Regions from separate parts of the Homo sapiens genome. Here region 1 is linked to region 2. A link is an interaction called in ENCODE POLR2A ChIA-PET data of the cell type or tissue named here. Cell type or tissue: OCI-LY7. All regions are shown on one strand. Each heading gives the region's core, and the rest is flanking DNA. Links, peaks and the distances in the headings are about the cores only.

Evidence for each region. Peaks named below come from ENCODE experiments on the same cell type or tissue, not always from the same donor. Only the 100,000 strongest peaks of a DNase experiment are listed, where the experiment ranks them.
Region 1: POLR2A ChIA-PET joins it to region 2 with 21 read pairs; 2 of 35 experiments call an interaction of 5 or more read pairs at or near these places.

What each region holds. Positions count from the first base shown.
Region 1 is chr7:22,161,347-22,164,273 of GRCh38, reverse strand. It overlaps RAPGEF5 (Rap guanine nucleotide exchange factor 5), which reads left to right. Exons shown (of 26, transcript NM_012294.5): 13 at 1,733-1,877. Among named protein-coding and RNA genes, the nearest start is that of RAPGEF5, 190 kb to the left of the region's middle. In OCI-LY7, for the core only: no CTCF peak of the experiment used is centred there; no DNase peak of the experiment used is centred there.
Region 2 is chr7:22,450,623-22,453,549 of GRCh38, reverse strand. The region is part of intron 4 of STEAP1B (STEAP family member 1B); the gene reads left to right. Among named protein-coding and RNA genes, the nearest start is that of STEAP1B, 48 kb to the left of the region's middle. In OCI-LY7, for the core only: CTCF peaks have their summits at 176 and 1,139 (motif pointing right); DNase peaks (open chromatin) are centred at 199 and 1,149; H3K4me3 peaks cover 1,300 bases; H3K27ac peaks cover 1,710 bases.

The DNA of each region.
Region 1 (2,927 bases), core at 269-2,768, 290 kb after region 2:
CTGCAACCTCAACCTTCTAGGCTCAAGTGACCCTCCTGTCTCTGCATCCCAACTAGCTGGCTCTACAGATGCCCATCACCATACCCAGTTAATTTTTTTCTTTGTAGAGATGAGGTCTCACTTTCTTTCCTGGGCTGGCCTTAAACTCCTGGGCTCAAGCAATCCTCCTGCCTCAGCCTCCCAAAGCGCTGGGATTATAGGCATCAGCCACCATGGTTGGCCTAGATAAATTGTTATTATATTTTGCCTTTCAAGAGAAAAACTAAAAGAAATAGAAACAGATTTTTTTTGTGTTTGCCTGAGTTTATTTCACAGGTGGAAATCAAAGATGGTCTTAATGTATTTTTGCAGGATGGGGAGACATTGACTAAATTATATTTTAAAATATTAGCAAAGCCTGAAATAAAGTTTATTCCAATTTTGCAATTGTATATTAGTGTTAAAGAATATATAATGCTGTCCAACAACCCTCAAGTGTTTGATGTCATAGCATTCCCTATTCCTAGTCATCTTTTTAATGTGTCCAAGACACTCAGCTTATCATTTTGGAGACAACAAGAATAGATTGGTTTAGAATATGCCAAGCTGCTGTTGCATTCCTAGTCATTTAAACACTTTGCCTTTGAGGTTGTTATTTTTATGTAATTTTAACAGCATAATTTACATATGGTCATCGTGTATAAATTAGGAAATGCTAATAAGTACAATAAAAATAATTCATATGCTCTAAAATCTCATTACCTTGAGAAACCACTGTTAACTATTCAGTATATATCCCTCCAGATAGTGACATTAATCATATAAATAAACATTGTTAACAGAAGTAGATCGTCCTAACATATTCTTTTCTTACTTGCTTTTCTACTCAACAATACATTGTGCATATTCTCTGTCAGTAAATGTACTGCTGGGCCATCATTTTTCTGGCTGCTGAATAGTCCGTTAAATGCATATATAATAACTTAGTCAACTGTTCTCAGTTGCTGAGGCATTTAGGTTATTTCCTTTTTTTATTTTAAATGAAATAATTTTCATTTTATTTTAAAATGAAATAATTTTCATTTTATTTTAAAATGAAATAATTTTCATTTTATTTTAAAATGAAATAATTTTCATTTTATTTTAAAATGAAATAATTTTCATTTTATTTTAAAATGAAAATTAGCAGTCCCTTTTACCTCTGTGTTCACACATGTATCCAATGTTTTCAAGTAAGTTCCTAGGAGTGGGCATTTGAATCATGTTACAAATTCTGTTGCAGAAATCTATACTCATTTGGAACTACTTTAGAAGCACCTGGTTTTACAGAATGTGAATTTCTGAGGACTAGACAGCATCTGGCCTCATTCTGACCTAAAATGTATTGAAATAGTATTCACCTGTGTAGTGAGGCTAGCTCTCTTCTTAGAGTCACTGTTGAAATTAATGGACCACCTAGTATCTCCTTGGGCTGGCATTAACTGCATGTTGCCTATGAAACCATGTCAGCAGCTGTCAGTGAAATGGTCCAACCCTTCACTTCCTGGCTGCCTACCGAGTATACTTCAGTCATTTTCCTCAGTTTACTTTTGCTCTTCTCAGTGCACACCTTTTGCTCTCCCTACGCATATTCTATTCTTCCTGCATGTTTATACACTTGTATGCCTTCACATATTTTGTAAAAATAAGAGTAAATGGATGTCTTCATATTTTAAAATTTTCAACAATATAATTTTTTCTTAACCATTTGCACCTATTCTGCTAAGAAGTATCAAGGCAAAGAGGAAAACTCAGACGTTCCGCGTAGGAAACGTAAAGTCTTGCATCTTGTTTCCCAGTGGATTGCTCTGTACAAAGACTGGTTACCTGAAGATGAACATTCAAAAATGTTTTTAAAGGTAATCAAACATTTCCAGATATTCTTTGATGCCAAATAACTGATTCTATTTTTAGTTATGCATTTTAAAAATCTCATTTGTAGGTAACAGTCATTCAGCTTTCTTGTGATAGTCAAGTTGTGATTCAGAGAATATTTAAGTTTATTTTGACTTCTGAAGCTTGATATTCTCTATCTAAAAAGTCATGGAAATTTTGATTGCTAATGAAATAATTAAGGAAGGTAAATCAAAACATTCAAAATTTGATATAGCTTAATATGTTGATATTCATTATAAGTTTAAAGTAACCAGTCCTCTATATGTAATATTTGCATAAAACATTATTTATCATTTAAAAACTATATTGACAATGTATGTTCTTTGAAACATTTGTCAGACATGGTATACTTTGAGAATTTTAAGCAATAATTTGTAAAATAGATATAATCTAGTTTTACATTTAGAGTGAGACAAACTGATTTATTTTTTCTAATTAATAGGCTTCAATATCTTTTCAACACAGATGATTATCTGGAGAGATGATTAGTAAGACAGTTGGATTCCTTTGGCCACCAAAATCATATTAAGTCTGCAGGTTAGGACAGAGAAGGAATACAATGGAATTCTAGCAAGGAAGAGTTCTAGTTCAGAGTAGGCAACTGCCTAAATAGACTCAGCCTTTCATGAAGGAAACTACTTTGAATTCAACATTCAGTTGTCATTTAGGCATCCAGTTAAAAACGAGTCTAACCAACTCTTTAAACTCATGTTGTTTGCAAAGCAACTGCTTAATTTAATTCAATTGACTTTTTTCTCCCAAATGATTATGTGGAATTGTGTGTGTGTGTGTGTGTGTGTGTGTGTGTGTGTGTGTGTGTGTTGAGACAGGGTCTTGCTCTGCTACCCAGGCTGCAGTGCAGTGACGCAGTCATAGTTCACTGCAACCTCAAACTCTTGAGCTTGAGAGATCCTTGCACTTCACCCTCCTGACTATCTGGGACTAAAGGCATGCACTACCACACTCAGCTAATTTTTTCTTTTTAGTAGAGATAGAGTCTTGCTTTGTTGCCC
Region 2 (2,927 bases), core at 103-2,602:
TAAATTAAAAGTCACAGAAAAGAGCTTCAGGTACAGAGCTGTGTAGACTAGAGCTGCCCTAACAGATTCCCTTGGTCCTTTCCATCTCAACGACATGAATATGGTACTTTACAACCTCCCTGAGGCCAATGACTGCAAAGGGGTCTCTGTAGAGTTCAGGGGGAAATGCTGAGGGAGGCAGTAAGAAACTGAGTGATTTTTCTCATGCACATAGCACAGTTGGTGCTGGAAATGGAAATGCCTCAGCCTTCTACCCTAAGCCAGTGTACTTTCTGCACATCATGAGACCTTTCAGAAGGCTTCTTTCTAAAGATGGTTGAGATGGGTAATGGAGTGTTTTATAGACTATGGCAGAGAGTTTCATACGAGGAAAGCCAACAGAATGATTTTTGAAATAAAATCCTGTCGCAGTTGGTTGGCACTGACACGAATTTTTTAAAATAATGTCTTCCTGACTGCAGTGAGAAAGACTGCAGGGGAGTTGGTGGAAGGGGGAACATGTGCCAATCTGGGGGCTGTATGAAATTGTTTCACTTCAAAACAGAGCAGAAATATGAGAAATCAAAATAGTTTATCCCCTGTTCCCTGCCTTCCTACTCTTCTTGGGCAGGATTCAAAGGAGAAAAAGCTCAGCAAAAAAGCAATCTCCAGGGACTGGTATTGGGATTAGCAACTGCCAGGAAGACAAATAATTCTCACCTTAGAAATCCTGGTTGTTCTTCCTGAACACGTGAGAAAACGGGCTCCCTGTGCTTGCATAGAAAAGTGAAGATTTCTCGAGCTTGGGGTAAGATTCTCAGCCCTGGGCATCACTGCAAGGGAACCATGTAGTTCCTGCTTACTCTGCAGTTTTTACCCCGAGACTGAAGGAGTTCGCTCAGGACCCAGCCTATCAATCTATTGATTTGGGGAGAGGAGAGAGTAAAAGTCATTTATCCTTTCTCTGTAATCCTTTAACTGTACTTTTCTCTTGACGTTTGTTCCAGTTGTTAATTTATTGCCTTGCAGCTCCAAACCGTCCTTTTTGTCTTGCTTTGTGATCCTGAAGCTAGAATCTGCACATTACCGCATTACCGGCTCTTCTTTGACCGGCGGGTTTGGGTTTGGTGTATGGCGCGGGGAGGGGGGGGATTGTCTGCCAATAGAGGGCGCTGCAGGGAGCCTGCAAAGCTGAAAGGAAGGGAGGGGTCACTTTCTTTCCGTTTCTCACACAAATATGAGCAAATTGGAGTGTGGAGGGTCTCAGGAGCGTTCATTTCAGTGGTGACAGTTCTCAGGGTGCTGTGACGAGCACCCTCTGGCAGCCTGTTTCTTCTTTCCTGCAGTAGCCACGCCCTCGCTTCCAGAGTCTTTCCTTACTTACCTTTCCCTCAGTCAAGGGTGGTAGCAGCCTTCTGTAATTTCTACCTCAATTATATCTTAAACTTTTCCTTTATGCTTTTTAGGAGTTAATCATCCTTTGTCTGGTTATCAGTTCTTTATACTGGATTTCCCCTGTTTAAATTACTAATGAATCCCAGTGAAGAAAAGCCTGGGACCCAATGGCTTCACTGCTGAATTCTACCAAACATTTAAAGAACCACTAATACCAATCCTACTCAAACTAATGCAAAAAATAGAGAAGGAGTGTACTTCCAAACTCGTTCTAAGAGGCCAGTATTACTCTGATACTAAAACCAGACAAAGATACATTTTTAAAAAACCACAAAACACTACAGGCCAATACCTATGAATATTGCTGCAAAAATCCTCAACAAAATAATAGCAAACCAAATTCAACAATATATTAGAAAAATCATTTGTCATGACCAAGTGGGATTTATCCCTGGGATGCAAGGATTGTTCAACATACACAAATCAATCAATATGATACATCAACAGAATGAAGGATAAAAACCATATCATTTCAATTGATGCTGAAAAATTATTTGATAAAATTCAACATGCCTTCACGATAAAAGTCCTCAAAATACTGGAGATAAAATATACCTCAACATAAAAAAAGCCACGTGACAGACCAACAGCTATATTATATTAAATGGGGAAAAACAAAACCTTTTCTCTAAGATCTGGAACATGACAAGGATGCCCACTTTCATCACTGTTATTCAACGTCATACTGGAAGTCCTAGCTAGAGCAATCGGATAAAGAAAGGGCATCCAAATTGGAAAGACAAAAGTCAAACTATCCTTGTTTGCAGATGATGTGATCTTTTATTTGGAAAAACCTAAAGACTTCACAAAAAAAAAACTATTAAAACTGATAAATTCAGTAAAGCTGTAGGATACAAAATCAACATACAAAATGCCAACAATGAACAATCTGAAAAAGTAATTTTCTTTTCTTTTTTTTTTTTGAGACAGAATCTCTGTCGCCCATGCTGGAGTACAGTGACGCAATCTCAGCTCACTGCAATCTCTGCCTCCTGGGTTTAAACAATTCTTGTGCCTCAGCCTCCTGAGTAGCTGGGATTACAGGTATGTGCCACCACACCTGGCTAATTTTTTTGCATTTGTAGTGGAGACAAGGTTTCACCATGTTAGCCAGGCTGGTCTTGAACTCCTGACCTCAGGTGATCTGCCTACCTTGGCCTCCCAAAGTGCTGGGATTGCAAGCATGAGCCACTGTGCCGGGCCCCCATTTTCAGTAGTCACAAAATTAAATATCTAGGAATTAACCAAAGAAGTGAAAGATCTTTATAATGAAAACTGTAAAACACTGATGAAAGAAATTGAGGAGGACACCCCAAAATAGAAAAATATTCAATGTTCATGGATAGGAATAATCAATATTGTTAAAATGTCCATACTACCCAAAGCAGTGTACAGATTTAATTTAATCTCTATCAAAATACCAATGACATTCTTCACAGAAATAGAAATAAACTAAAATTTATATGGAACCACAAAAGACCCATGGCCAAAGC